Regions from separate parts of the Mus musculus genome. Here region 2 is linked to region 1. Evidence: chromatin loops called from intact Hi-C (ENCODE). Cell type or tissue: heart. All regions are shown on one strand. Links, peaks and the distances in the headings refer to the core of each region. The heading gives the core; the rest is flanking DNA.

Region 1 (8,351 bases), core at 2,389-4,888:
GTCCAACAGACAAGGACTAAAGATGGAGACTGTTCTGAGCTCATTGAAAACCCTGGCATCAAGTGTTCTTTTGAGTTTTGTTGTTTGTTTTTCAACACAGGGTTTCTGTGTAGCCCTGGCTGACCTGGAATGTCTTCTGTAACCAGACTGCCCTGGAACTCAAGAAATCCACCTGCCTGTCTTCCAAGTGCTGGGATTAAAGGCATGCATGACCCCATCCAGCTTCAAGGATTCTTCTAAGCACAGAGAAATTAAAAAAAAACAAAACAAAACAAAACCAGGCATGGTGGTGCATACCAGTAATCCTAGCACTTAAAAGGCTGAGACAGAAGGACTGCCAAGAGTTTGAGGCCAGCTTGGGATACATAGAAAAACTCTCAGCCAGGGGTATCATGGAGTATGAGGTTATATTCCCAGCACTCTGGAGGTAGAACAGACAAATCTCTGAGTTCAAGGCTAGCCTGGTCTACAGAGTGAAACCAGGATAGCAAGGGGTATACAGAGAAACCCTGTCTTAAAGGAAGAAAGGAAGGAAGGAAGGAAGGAAGGAAGGAAGGAAGGAAGGAAGGAAGCCATCTCAAAATAAAACAAAACAAAACAAAAAACCCCAAAATTTTCAAGAAAGATCCCTTGCCTCTAAGCCCAGACGTTCCTCACCTACGACTTCCCTCTCAGGTACCTCGACTACAGGGTCATAGCCAAATATGCTCAGCTTCCAGCCCTTACGCCCCCCAATTCGCTCATAGACTGGAGAACACATCCATAGCCTGTCATCTTGCCTGGCCCTCTCACACCCTCATGGCCCACAGCTCACCTTGAGCTTGGACTGCTGTTCCAGCTGCAGCGTCTGCTCCTGCATCTGTGCGAGACTCAGTGCCTCCTTGGCATGGCCTGCAGGGAACAGAAGAGAGGGTATTACTACGCTGCCAGTCAACATTATCTGTGTGGCTAAAAATGGAACCTCTCACTCATGCCAAGGGGCTTTCAGTCTTGGATCGTTCGTGTGCCTTCTCAGCCAGTCTCACCCCTGCCTCGATTCACAATAACCGTTCCTTTCAAAGCCGCTGTCCCGCCTCCGACAGAGAGCCCGGAGAATTTGGATATGAGCTTGGTTGTCACAGAGCTTGCCCAGCATGCAAAAAGTCCTAGGCCGGATCCCTAGCACCACACACAACCAAGAGTTGTGTGCACGCCTGTGATCCTAGTATTCCGAAGTTGGAAGCCAAAGGATCCTCAGCGGCGTAGTGAGTTTGAGATAGCCCAGTAGCCATGAAACGTTGGGGGAAGGAGAACATGTAAGAGTCCCATCCCCGGGGATCATCGCATTGCCAAGAGCTCCATCAAAAGACCACCACACACTCATCCAGCATCAGGCTGTGCAACTATAACATGTCAGGCATCTTCCAGTTAGGGAAGCAGAGCTCTAGCTGGTGTCTGTATCTGTAACCATTGATGTTGCAAAAAACACGCAGGCAAAAAAGAATGGGTAAGGATCAGATATCAGACAACGCGCCTAGGTTATTAATGTCTTCTACATGTTTTGTGTGTCAGGGGGCACTGGTGTTTGTCAATACTTAGTGGGAAAGCCGGGCATGGTAGTGCACGCCTTTAATCCCAGCACTTGGGAGGCAGAGACAGGTGAATTTCTGAGTTCGAGGCCAGCCTGGTCAACAGAATGGGTTCCAGGACAGCCAGGGCTACACAGAGAAACCCTGTCTCAGGAAAAAAAAAAAAAAAAAACCTTAGTGGGAAAAACTTTACTTCTAGTATATTCTAAAGAGGCCTAAGAAACAAGTCTAGTCTAAATTTCCATGATAGTTTTCCATTACTAATACCTTATTGTAAAAAGTTTCTACCACAGAAAAACACGGGAGTGAAGATCACCAAGGAAACCCATACCTAATACAACGATGTCCATGTTTTGCTATTCTAACCCTTACTTTCTATCCCCATGACTTTCTTATATTTTTGAAGTCTTCAAAGTCAGCTGCAATTTCTTCATGTTACTTTCAAATGTCACAATCATGTCGTTAGCCAGAGCTTTACGACTGTTAGTGGTATGATTATGGGGAGGGAAAATGGCCTAAGACAGGAGGCAACATGGCATGAGCATTCCACAGGTTTAGATGAGCACGGCTGATGTCCTGACATTTGGGATCAATTTAGACAGAACATGCAGTTTGGCATGAACTCGACCAATGAGCAACAGTGTCAGAGCTTGGGAAGGACCTTCCAAGACAATCTTGCCCTAGACTCTCTTGTCTTCAGTGACCAGGACAGAAGACAAAAGAACTCACACCTGAGCAGAGAGAGAGCAGCAAGGCACAGCCCTACACCAATTCAGAGAGTCAGCTGCGAGGCCAAGTGCTGAGCAGGTTATCACAATGGCCTCTGATACACTGTCTCTCTCTGACAGGACAGGGCTGGGGACAGAAGCACTCTTTGGGGTCTCATCCCAGCACAGTAGGCAGGAATGGAGGTAGCACAGTCCAACAAAACTGGGGCCAACCTCCAGCTCCTGTTTCTTCTTCATGTGGCTTTGGCAAGCTGAGCTAACTTCTCTGAGTCCATTTTCTTGTAAAGTGAGTCAGAATAGGTAAACCTCAGCACAGGTTTAGTGCCCACCTGAGACTGCCCTACAAGAAAAGGGCACAGACCTAGACAGCCCATGAGGGCATGCAGAACCCATGGAATTTGTTGCTGGCCCAGAAAAGAGAGCTCTGTTAAAGCATAGTAGAGGCCAGGGCACTGAACCTAGATAGCGCATGCTCTGGGCAAGCCCTCCAGGACTGCCAGGACAAGCGCCTGAAGAGCAATTTACATGCAAGAGTAGTCAGGATGTAGCTGAGGGTTGGAACTACTGTTCTCCATAGTCTATACAACAGCCTGCATTAGTGAGACTAATAGCCAAGATTCAATTCTGAAACTCTAGGTGTGTCTAGAGAGTGATCTCCCCAACCCAGGAGTTACCGAGAGTTGTCCCCTACGTAACAGTGTAACAGGACACGGGATCATCTGCCAAGTCTTCTAATACTGGAAATGCCTTGAAAACCAGCCACTTTTCCTCATTTCAACCCAATCACTGAGATTATCTAGCAAACACAATAGATTATTTACAAAATTACTAGCTCTGCTGGACCTCAAGAGACAGGTGACCCTGGACCTCAATCTGAAGGCTCTGAATGTCTATATGGAGATTTGAGTCTGTGGGGCTCAAGAGACCATTGCCAAAAGTGGACAGGATCTCACAGTGTACCCCAACTAGCCTGGAACTTACTGTACAGAGCAGTCCAGCTTCAAACTCAGAGATCTGTCTGTCTCTGCCTCCCAAGTATTGGAATTAAAGGCATGAGCTCAAGACTTTTTTTTTTCCTACAAGAGCAGAGAATTGACTCACCAAGTGCCAGACTCTCTCTCAGAGGGTCTGCATATTATACCTATTTAAATTAGGGCTTCCCTATAGGATCTTTTGAAAAACAGAACACCCGCATAAACACAAAATTGAGAATGGAAACATCCTTCAATAAGTATTCATTCAACAAAGCTGACATTTCAGGCTTTTAAAAAATTTTTTATGTATTTGAGTTTTTGCCTGCATATAAGTATGTATATGTCTGGTACCCTTAGAAGCCAGAGGAGTCCTTGGATGCCCTGAAACTGGGGTTACAGAAGGTTTTGAGCTGTCATATAGGTGCACAGAATTGAACACAGGTCCACTACAATAGCAACAAGTGCTCTTAGCCTTTCAGCCATCTCTGCAGCCCCCTGCAGGCTCTTAAAAATATTTCAACTAGCTAGGCATAGTGACACACGCCTCAGGAGGCCGTGGCAGGTGGAGCTGTGATTTCTCTGACAGCCTGGTCTACAGGAGTCTCAGCCAGGGCTGCACAGTCTTTATAAAAACAAGAACAAACAAAGCAAAATAATCAAAAAAATCCACCTTACATTACACTTTGGCACAAACTGTCAACATCAAAACAAAAATGTGTCATTTGTTGGGAAAAGTCCTGGCCTTTGGGATCCATCAATGCTAAAATCTGTCTCAGAGAGGATCAACCTTTACGGACACCCTCACCTCACGTTCCACAGTGGAATGCTATCATCCAATAGTAAACACGACATCTACTCTCTCCTTTTTAAGTGAGAGATTGCTATTAACTACCACAACACAGGATCGCCTGACCTGGCTATGACTTTTGGCCTGCACCACGTGGAGGCAGCTAGAAAGCCCAACAGTAAAGTAGGTAAGGCCAACATTGGCACAGGGTCTCTCCTACGACCTACGTGTTGACAGCTACAAGTGCAAGAGGGTGGCAGGATCGGGGTCTCCCCCAATGCAGGACGGCTATGACCAAATGTCCCATAAGCGGCCATTCAGGTCACCTGAAAGGTACGGCTGCGAACGACCACTGTGCTGCTAAGACGTCAAGAGGACCAAAGTCCTAAGGGCAGCAGCTAGTGCCTCCGAGAGAAACCTCCCATTTCCCAGGGCCTCGGCCCGCCAAGCCCAGCCCGCGCACTCACGCGAGTGCTCCAACTCGCGAGCCGCTTTGGCCGCACGTTCCAGGCCCGTCGGGTCGAAGTTGCTCCATTTGTCCTTGGGCGATGGCCGGTCTCCCGCCCCGCGGTCACCGCCGCCCTCCGCCCCGGGTTGAGCGGGCGGCAAGGGCAGCGGAGGCCCTGTGCCTTCGCCCTTGGGGCCCTTGATGCCGAAGAGCCACGACATGGTCTGCAAGCTCCGCGCGCCCTCGGCGGACCGTACCGGAGCGTGACTCGCGAGGCTCCTCGCAGTCACCACGCGCCGCGGGCGCGACTCACTGCGCAGGCGCGAGCCACACCCCTTCCTTCTGGACGACGGAAACCTAGGAGGGTCAAGACGTTCTCAGCCGCCGGATTGGCCGCTGACATAGGGACGCCAGTGGCGTCGGTGGCACGATTTGCCCAGCTTTCTAAGGAGGCGGAACTGGACAGAGCTCCTGGACCAGGCAAATAGGAGCAAAGTTTTCGAGGTGGGTGTGCCTTCATCCTAGAAAACTTTTTTTTTTTTTTTTTTTTTTTTAAGCAAAGGTGCTATTCCTCTGGGGTCGTTCTGTACCTGTCGCTATAGGCATTTATGGAGACGCCCCAGCCACAGAGCCCACAGACGATCAGAGACACTGGACTCACACCACGGAGGGTCAGAACTCTTCTGCTGTGAATCCTACCCAAAGAACAGAAGAGGAAGGGAAAACCTGAAGGTGCTGTGGGTCTCCCGGAGCTAATTTTTTCCGGACTTGAGATGCCTCAGGTCACTGCAACTAAGGGCGAAGTAATCGGGGTGAGACCTCCAGCCGGGAGGACTAGAGAAGGGGTCCCTGGCGCCCCTCGACCGGCCGGGCACCCCTGCTGTGACCCCACGCTTTCTCGGAGCCGGATTCATGTATATCTGTGGCTGCTTTGAGCGTCTCCAGGCCAGCGGCTCCTACAGCCAAGCGTGCATAAGAATAAGAGAGTTACTTAGGTCAGAGACTTGGGCGCCTCTGACAAACAATCCTGCACCATTCTGCTACGATTGCTCAGGCGGTGTTTTGAGCCCGATCCTCTTTGGTGTTTTGGCAACCCACGGCGGCTATTGGCATGCTGCTGCTTTGCAGTACAAGCCAGAAAGCCAAGCCGACTCCCAGAGCCTGCAGAGGGTACATTACACTCAGGAGCTACTTAGAGTGAGGGCTGGTGCTCCAGGCTTGTGCTTGTTAGCCAGTGAGCGCTCCTTGGGAGCCTGCTGAGCCAGGTGCCTGCTCTGGACCTAGGGTTGACCTAACCTTTGGGCAAGTGGAAGGTAGCATGGACAGTGGCAGTTGTCACTAGGAACCCACATTTACCAAAGTCAGCGTCTTGGGTCCAGGCATCTTTCATAAAACCGGTTGAGTTCACAGAATTGTTTGGACTGTTTTTTAACACTGGACAAAAGGCAATTTTAAATGATAAAAAAGGAAGTTGAAGGTATGTTATTAGTCGTATTTATTTTTTATAAAACTTTAATTTTTTAAAATCTTACTATTAATGATAGTTCTTGAGTGCTGTAACCTTCCTTATAGCCCACCACCCATCAGAGATAGTGGAAAAAGGATATGGGGGAGGTAGACCTGTTTAGAAATGGTTCTTTGGAACAACTCCTGTCTATGTTGTCTGAAAATCAACAGTTCATTTCCCAGGTTAACAGCAGCAGCTCCATCCATTCCCATACACTTCACAAACACACTAACAGTCCAGTTCGATAGTCTGGATAACAAACATGAATCAGCAGTGGTGACACAACCTAACGGAGACAGCCAAGCCACCGCCTCTGTAGGAGGGACCAAGAGGAATGCCAAGAGAAGTTCTCAACTAGGCCTCTCTCTTTGCAACAAAGATCAGCAAAGATGTGTTGTACAGCTAGCTCAATAAGCAAGTCTAGCTCTGCTTCCATCACTGTCCATCACTGTCCAGTGTTTCTTGATATAAGGTTTCTTTGAGCTCTGACACTCCTGGAACTTAAGCTGCAGATCAAACTGTCCTGGAACTCAGAAATCTGCTACATCCCAAATGCTTGGATGAACCGTGTAGGTCACCACCATTTGTCTTAAATTTAAATCCTAAGATTATTCTACCTGTGACCCCTGTCCCCCAACAAAACCAAATGAGTTTCCCAGCAATAGCCAGACATCACTCATTGGCCATAAGGGTTTTTTGTTTGTTTGTTTGTTTGTTTGTTTTTAAATGGACAAACCACGTCTCTCATAGCAGTCGCCTTTGAGCTTAGATGGGTAAGTAAGGAGGGTCAGAGCTTTTTTTTGTTGTTTTTTTGTTTTGTTTTGTTTTTCGAGACAGGGTTTCTCTGTGTAGCCCTGGCTGTCCTGGAACTCACTTTGTAGACCAGGCTGGCCTCGAACTCAGAAATCCGCCTGCCTCTGCCTCCTGAGTGCTGGGATTAAAGGCGTGCGCCACCATGCCCAGCTAGGGGGTCAGAGCTTTTAAAGCCACACACCTTTCAGTCTTTTGCTGTATTTGGTAAGCACATAACCTTTATAAAATTCTGAATCTTGACTTTTTCAATTTTTTTTTTTTTTAAAGCGTGGGCCTAGAGAACGGCTTCGTGGCTAAGAAGAGTATGCACTGCTCTTCTAGGGGACTTGAGGTTTATTTCCAGCAACAACATCAAGCTTCTCCCTGCTGTTTGTAACTCCTTTCTGAATCCTCTCAACTCACAGATACATGTACAAACCCGCACAGGTCATGAACACTATTAAAATTAAACATACTTTTGTTTGTTTGCTTGCTTTTTTGAGACAGGGTTTCTCTGTGTAGCCCTGGCTGTCCTGGAACTCACTTTGTAGACCAGGCTGTCCTCGAACTCAGAAATCCGCCTGTTTCTGCCTCCCAAGTGCTGGGATTAAAGGTGTGCGCCACCACGCCCAGTTTAAACATATTTTTTTTAAAATATTTATTTATTTATTATATATCAGTACACTGTAGTTGTCTTCAGCCACACCAGAAGAGGGCATCAGATCTCATTACAGATGGTTGTGAGCCACCATGTGGTTGCTGGGAATTGAACTCAGGACCTCTGGAAGAGCAGTCAGTGCTCTTAACCGCTGAGCCATCTCTCCAGCCCCCCATATTTTTTAAGTATTAGGATGAAGCAGGTGGGAGGATCACTTGAGCCCAGGAGTTCGGTTAGGCTGAGCAATATAGCAAAACTTCGCATTGAAAAAAAGAAGAAAAGAAAGAGAAGGAGAAAAGGAAGTGAGACAAGTCTGGGAAGGTTGGCAAGACCCTGTGTCAGATAGCAGGGGGGTTGATTGATTGATTGATTGATTACCATTAAGAGGGCAGAGGTATAGCCTCTCCCTCTGAGCAGCTAACTCTATACCTTACAGTCTGATAGGATGTAGACTGTCTCTGAAATTTAACTATTTATGGATAAATGTCTAGGTCATAAGCTTTGGCTCATTCCCCGACTAGTTTATAACATTATTGTATTCTATGTGCGCCACATGGCTGGTTACCTCTCCTCAGTTTGATGTGTCTGTCTGCTAAGAGTTTGGGGCAAATCTCTTCCTGCACCTGACTCTATCCCAGAGTTCCTCTCTCCCTCCATGACCTCCCAGCACCTTCTATTTTTTGCCTTAGCTAAAAGACCCTCAGGTTTTTATTGACAGATGATGCTTCCACACAGTACACAAGAGATTCTCTCTACACCTGATGGCTCCTTCTTTAAATATGGCTCTGGTTGCAAGACCATATTTAATTGCAGAGAGCTAACTGGCATTTATGATAGGAACAGTTGGTGATTAATCTTGTCCTGTTTCTGCCCAGAGACTTCACACCTC
Region 2 (6,884 bases), core at 1,526-4,025, 140 kb before region 1:
TGTTTATGATCACAATTTCTCAAATATTAGGATTATCATCTGTCTTCAGATGGTGGTTCACACTTTTAATCCCAGCACTTAGGAGGCAGAGGCAGGTGATTCTCTGTGAGTTTGAGGCTAGACTGGTCTACAAAGCCAAATCCAGGACCCCCAGGGCTCTGTTACACAGAAAAACCTTGTCTCAAGAAAAGTAAAAATGATGAGTCAGAGGAGATTAAAGAGAATTAAAGCTGTTCAAGGGATTCGGCCAAGTAAACTTTACTTTGTGCCTTAAAAACAGCACAAAACAAGTGGCTTTGTGATCCTGCTCTCAGATGATCACTTTGCTCAGTGATAATAACAGATGCTCAGCACAGCCTCCTGTCACATCTGTCCAAGTGATGTCTTCTTTTTTTTTTTGTTGTTTTTTTTTGTTTTTTTTTTTTGTTTTTGGAGACAGGGTTTCTCTGTGTAGCCATGGCTGTCCTGGAACTCACTTTGTAGACCAGGCTGGCCTCGAACTCAGAAATCCACCTGCCTCTGTCTCCCGAGTGCTAGGATTAAAGGCGTGCGCCACCACCGCCCAGCAAGTGATGTCTTCTTAACATTGGAAAGGGGTAAAGAAAGATGTTAGTACAGATGGGAAACAATGCCGGCTCCTCCTGAGATTGCATTTACCTATGTAACCCATAGTGTCCTTGAACTCTAGATTCTTCTAAGTCATCGTTCTCAGGACTGAGATTACAAGTACGTGTCACCACTTCTGACTCCTGCCTTTGAACATCAATCTTTTGTTTTTTCTTAACACGTAAATATTGATCTCCCTGTGAGGCGGCCTCTTCATCTCTTCATTCTCCCACCCTTCGTTTATTATGCTAGGCATAGTACTCAGGGCTTCAGGAATGCTAGGCTGCTATTCTTTCTCTGAGACATGGCCTCCAGCCTGTTTTTCTTAGTTTATCAATGCCTTTGCTCTCCCCATGAATTAGAACAGGACATGCTGATTGTGGACAAATAGTATCCACCACAATTAGAGTGTAGTAGGTTTTAACTTCAGTGTCTCTGAAGTACGTTTTCCTGGGTACTCTGATCCTGACTTTGCCAGCTGCTGGACCCTTCCTAATATGTCCAAGTTTAGTTTGAATTAAATCAAGTTGGCTAGTTGTGTGTTTGTGGGGTTTTTGTTTGTTTTTACTTTTCATTTCTGGGACTCAAGCTGCATACTAAATTCATTTGTAATGTCTGGACTTAATAATAATGTAATTGTGAGTATGTTCGTTCAATGTTCGTTCAATGTTGGCACTTTGGAAAAGGCCACAGTTTAGGGTGGACAATTGTCTGCATCAAAGCCAAGTCATATTTGCTTTATACCAAACAATACTAGAGAATTAAAACACATCATAAAATGTACACTGTTTTGTATTTCACCTCTTTCAGTATTTAAATAATTATATTAATGCCTCCTAGAAAAGAATTCTGTTAGATAATTCAGTGATTCCTGAAATAAATTGGTATTGTGTAATTAATCCTGCAGTAGCCTCCTCATTCTTTTTATCCAAGCTGCCAATGGTTCTTGTATGAATATGAAAACATGTAACTATTTTGTTCGTTTGGTTTCCTTTTTTTTGATACAAGGTTTTTCTGTGTAACCCTGTGGACCAGGCCACCTTTAAACGGTACCTCTGTCTACAAAGTGATAAGATCGAAGATGTGAGCCACCACCACCTGGCTTGTATAACTCTGTTATGTATGCTACTGAAATCAGACTTAGTTTCCAAGTCACTGATAACTCTGGAGGCAAAGTAAGAGCTGGGATCACAAAGTGTTTCACTCCAATATCCCTCATTTTTTTCATACACTAGTTGTTATATTCTTTCACATCTTACCATTTCACAGTCATAACTAACAGTGGTTTCCTTTTCATTTTGTTTGTTTCTGACCCTAACTCAAGAAATTTAATCATATTGCTATTTTTTGTTTCACGATACAGAGCTGCTTTTGTAGCCTTGGCTGTCCTAGAACTAGCTCTGTAGACCAGGCTGGCCTCAAACTCACAAGAGGTCCGCCTGCTTCTGTCTCCCTAGTGCTGGCATTAAAGGTGTGCTCCACTGATGCATGGCATTGCTTTTTGTTTGTTTGTTTTTTTCCCCAATACCCACAGGATAACCTGACAAAAACAAGCAGCTGGAATTTTCCTTTCTGCTCTCTCTTCCATAAGCCCTGATAGGTTAATAGGTTTTTAGTGGAATCGTAAAAACCTTTAAGACCTTCAGGTGGTTTAAGTACACGTTTGAGAAGTGTCTAGACACTTCAGCATTTAGAATGAAAAGAAAACAAAAAGAATACAGAGATACAGGCCAGAAATAGAGGCTAGGTCTACGTACTAAACTCTATTTCAAAGCAAAACAATAACATAAAGACTCAACCACTATCGTAGGCCAAGCAGAAGAGGTTGTTTTAAGGAGGTTGGCTGAGGAAACTGGATTCGTTTCAATGTTTTCTTGTGCAGGGGACTTCCTCATCATAGGATGTTAACTAGCCTACCTGTGAATTCAGCTTCCTGGGTCCTGGGTAGGTCAGAAAGACAACTTGTTTTTCCATTGGATGGCACGACGCCACTTTGGAGGCGTCTATACGTCAGAGCAATTAGTCTGATGGGTAGAAACAAATGTCTGGCTGCGGAAGGTTGAGTGGCACAAGCAGCTTGTCACGAGTGCAAATGCTGCTCGGCCTGCAGACTACGCTACCGAGTGCCTGGAGGTAGCCCTGCCTGGCAGAGCGAAGGTGCAGCGGGAGGCACGGTTTCCGGTTTCCGCAGACGGCCGAGCGCATCGTCTCGAAACGTCATCTCTCGGAGACACCCCAGGACGTTACCAGACGCTACTTCGCTTTTATCCGCCCAGCCTCGCGTCGTTGGCAGGAGCCAACTCACGATGTAAGGACACTTCCGGTGCGCGCAAGGTACTGTGGGGCGGCCAAAAAAAGTCGAGCGCACACGCGGTTCGTCGTCGTCGTCGTACGTCATCATCACGCTTCCGCGGAGGAAGTGACGACAATCCTGGCGCGCGCCGGGCGCTGTTCCTTCCCAGACTCCAGGACCGGCTGCGGCGGCTGTAGCGGCGCAGGGGTGAGTAGCGGCGCGGGGGTTCGGAGCAGGGTTTACGGCGCCCCTGAAGAATCGCGGCTGGCGACACGCTGCTGCCGCGGAGCAGTCTCGCTCCACACGGAGCTGAGGGCGGTGGAGGCGGCAGGCCTGGCGGCCCCCGGAGCCGGCCCTTGCCTCAGGTTTGCGTGACTGAACCCTCAGAAGTGGGACCCCGCCCCGGAGTCCCGCGCTTGACAGTGCACCTTGATCTTACCTGTCACCCAGGCCTCCCCGCGTCCTGGAGCTTTCTCATACAACCTTTTGACACCTAAGGCAGAGTGTGTTGAGTGCGAGGCACTGAAATGACCTGGATGGTCTTTCATCCTAGAACAGTACCGTTACGTGGATGATGATGGTTGCGTTTTACGGAAAACACTGAGGTAAACTAAGTTACCCAAAACCTTACAGGAATGACAGAAACGACAGTGTATTCAGGCAGAATCCTTCCGACCTACCGGGACTTACTCTGAAACACTAACGATTAGACTTAAGTGTTCGGAAAAGACAGACCGACAGACCGACCGTAGCTTTCTGTGTCCCGAGGTTGCTTGAATTGTTTTTCTTTTTGCAGTGTTTTAACTCAAATGGGTGATGAAAAGGACTCTTGGAAAGTGAAAACGTTAGATGAAATTCTCCAGGAAAAGAAACGAAGGAAAGAACAAGAGGAGAAAGCAGAGATAAAACGCTTAAAAAATGTAAGCTATGTTTTTTAAGTAAGTGGTTTTCTTAAAGAAGATTTAATTTCTTTGCCCTCATTTTTCCATTAGAACAACGCTTCTTCGGTGAAGTTCTTTTGTACTTCCAAATGTCACAGGTGAGCCCAAAATCTATTCTAAAATTAACAAAAACATTCATATACTCAGTTGACGTTGAAGATAGATTAATAACACACTGAAGCTGTATCGAAATGAGAATATCTCGTTACAAAATAAAATATTCTGAACCTAGAATCATTACTGCCACCAGACTAATTTTTCTCATTTCATTATTAGTATATTCATAATACCATTTACCAAGCATTTTTAATAAAGTGGGAACTTTCCTTGCAATTAAAATGAGTGCTTTGTAATTACCTTGCTTTGGATGATGATATATTTAGAGTCCTTAGGTGACTGGATAAGAAACATTGATATAAGTGCTTCTTATTGTCAATATATGTATGATGTATTTCGTGTGTAAAAATCCAACTAAAGTCTTAGTTTTGGCTCAGAAAAACTAACGTTCATATAGTCTTATGACCCTTATCATGTACAATGTTTTAAATTTTCTGTTCTCAGGTTTCAGGTTACCAAAAAAAAAAAAAGTGATTTTAATTACATGAGTTTTGAACAAAATTAATATTTGAAGTTTCTATTCAAAAAATGTATATTTAGAGTTGGTTAGCAAACTTCAATTATCCTTAAAGATATTTAACCTGTACAACCTTTAATCCTAACACTCAAGAACTCAGGAGGCTGAGGCAGGCAGATCTATTGAGTTCAAAGCCAGCCAGTGCAATGTATATTTTATGTATATGTATAATTATATATATGTGCATTTGTATGTATGTGTGCATATATGTGTATATATGCATATATATATACACACATATACTTCCTATATATGTGTGTGTCTGTGCATATATATAGTGAGCTACGTATGGTGATGTACAGTGATGTACAGTGATGTAACCTCAGCATTTTGAAGACGGAGGCAGGTTTCTAGCTCAAAAACCGTCTTGAGCTACATAACAAGTTATTTTTCAAAGATAGACAAAGAAGAAAGGTGATTGATAAGGAAAATGACTCAATGCTTCATTTTCCTTTGCTTCTTAGTCTGATGACCGCGATTCCAAAAGGGATTCCCTTGAGGAGGGGGAGCTGAGAGATCACCGAATGGAGATCACAATCAGGAACTCACCATATAGAAGAGAGGATTCTATGGAAGACAGGTGAGAGAACTTAAGCTGTTGTCATATTTAGCCTGTAGCTCATGGGCCACATGGGCCCTAGGTTAGCTATGAATGCATCCCAATACAGAATTGTGAACTACTTAAAACATGCGTTTTGTTTTTGCAGTTTTATTGGTTGGTGGGTGGAGTTAGTGTTGGGGTGGGGGTGTACGTGGGTGTTACTTTATCCACAGGAATCAAAAGGTCCCCAAAGCTGGAGTAAAAGGTTGTTGTGAGATGCCCAGTATGGGTCCTGGGAACTGACCTTGGGTCTTTTTCAAGAACAACAAGTGTTCCTAACTATTTAGCCTTTTCTCTGGTCCCCTAGCCTGCCTTTTGTCGGTATTACTAGGGAAAGGTTTGAAGGCTTAGTGTTTAAGAGCACTTGTTGTTTTTATACCCTGTATTGCAAGTCTACAGGTTTGATTCCAGCAGCCAATGGTCATGGTGACTTACAACCATCTGTAAGTCCAATTCCAGAAAATCTGATTCGCCCTTTGACCTCCATGGGCACATGTAATATATATGCAGGAAAACATTCATACACATAAATGAATTTATTAAAAAGATAAATTTTTGTATGTTTGGGTTTTTTTTGTTTATTTGAGACAGTGTCTCTATATAGTCCTACCTGTCCTGGAGCTCACTATATAAATCCTTTATCTCAGAAACCCACTTGCCTCTGCCTCAAAAGTGCTGGGATTTAAAGGTGTGTGCCACCATGGCTGGCTATTTAAAGTTTGTATTTTGTCCTGACGTTTGTCTCACATGTGAGATGGCTTTTGTGTGGAGTCAGCTATTATGAAGTCCAAATAAGCATGTATTCCTTTCTTTGTAATATCTTCAATCAAACCAGCACCATTTAGTTAGTATATTTAAATCGCTATCCTGTATTGCAAGTCTACAGTTTTCAGAGTAACCCAAGGTTGAGTTTGGAGGGGCCACTGTCAGCAGCATCGATGTCTGATGGTCCTTTCACGGTGGTGAGGTCATTTGTTCTCTCCTCCCATCCTGTAAGACAACTGAGGGAAGTCCTTTTTTTTTTTTTAAAGGTTTATTTACTTATTATATGTAAGTACACTGTAGCTGTCTTCAGACACACCAGAAGAGGGAGTCAGATCTCGTTAGGGATGGTTGTAAGCCACCATGTGGTTGCTGGGATTTGAACTCAGGACCTTCGGAAGAGCAGTCGGGTGCTCTTACCTGCTGAGCCATCTCACCAACTCCGAGGGAAATCCTTCTAAGAAACTCAGAGTGTAAAGTCTTCCAGGGTCTTGTGTTAAAGAATTAGTTGAAGGTTCTGCTAAGTGACTTTTTTTTTTTTAAAGATTTATTTATTTATTATATGTAAGTACACTGTAGCTGTCTTCAGACACTCCAGAAGAGGGTGTCAGATCTTGTTGCGGATGGTTGTGAGCCACCATGTGGTTGCTGGGATTTGAACTCAGGGCCTTCGGAAGAGCAGTCGGGTGCTCTTACCCACTGAGCCATCTCACCAGCCCTAAGTGACCTTTTTTATTTGTTAAAGTTAATAAAATTACTGGACTTTAGCAGCCTTATCGAGGTATAAATAACTAAATGAATTGTATATGATGTGTGCTTTGACATATTTTACCTTGGCCATGAAACCATCACCACAATCAAGGAAATGGATAAATGAGCACGCCCCTCTCTGTAGAAAGGCGGCACATTCGTACTACAGGCCACACTGATTTCTCACAGTTCTTTGTGTTGGGAATGATGCTCTTGTCTGAGTAGATGCTGGCACTCTGCTCTTGCTCTCACGGTGCTGCTCATCTCTTTCAGAGGAGAGGAGGATGATTCTCTGGC

Evidence for each region. Peaks named below come from ENCODE experiments on the same cell type or tissue, not always from the same donor. Only the 100,000 strongest peaks of a DNase experiment are listed, where the experiment ranks them.
Region 2: a loop joins it to region 1, with 2.6 times the contacts of the local background. A loop is called at or near these places in 3 of 42 quality-filtered maps.

The regions. Positions count from the first base shown.
Region 1 is chr4:155,756,278-155,764,628 of GRCm38, forward strand. Atad3a (ATPase family, AAA domain containing 3A) reads right to left here and starts at 4,821. Exons shown (of 16, transcript NM_179203.3): 1 at 4,525-4,821; 2 at 815-891. The coding sequence starts at 4,726. Atad3aos (ATPase family, AAA domain containing 3A, opposite strand) reads left to right here and starts at 4,915. Exons shown (of 3, transcript NR_027972.1): 1 at 4,915-5,009; 2 at 5,108-5,500; 3 at 7,093-7,283. In heart, for the core only: a CTCF peak has its summit at 3,777 (motif pointing left); a DNase peak (open chromatin) is centred at 4,874; H3K4me3 peaks cover 1,646 bases; H3K27ac peaks cover 914 bases.
Region 2 is chr4:155,621,836-155,628,719 of GRCm38, forward strand. It overlaps Cdk11b (cyclin-dependent kinase 11B), which reads left to right and starts at 3,019. Exons shown (of 20, transcript NM_007661.4): 1 at 3,019-3,106; 2 at 3,696-3,819; 3 at 4,939-5,054; 4 at 6,861-6,884. The coding sequence starts at 3,709. It overlaps Gm16023 (predicted gene 16023), which reads right to left and starts at 2,920. Exons shown (of 3, transcript NR_040441.1): 1 at 2,524-2,920. It overlaps Slc35e2 (solute carrier family 35, member E2), which reads left to right. Exons shown (of 9, transcript NM_177186.4): 9 at 1-1,505. In heart, for the core only: no CTCF peak of the experiment used is centred there; a DNase peak (open chromatin) is centred at 2,816; H3K4me3 peaks cover 2,266 bases; H3K27ac peaks cover 1,550 bases.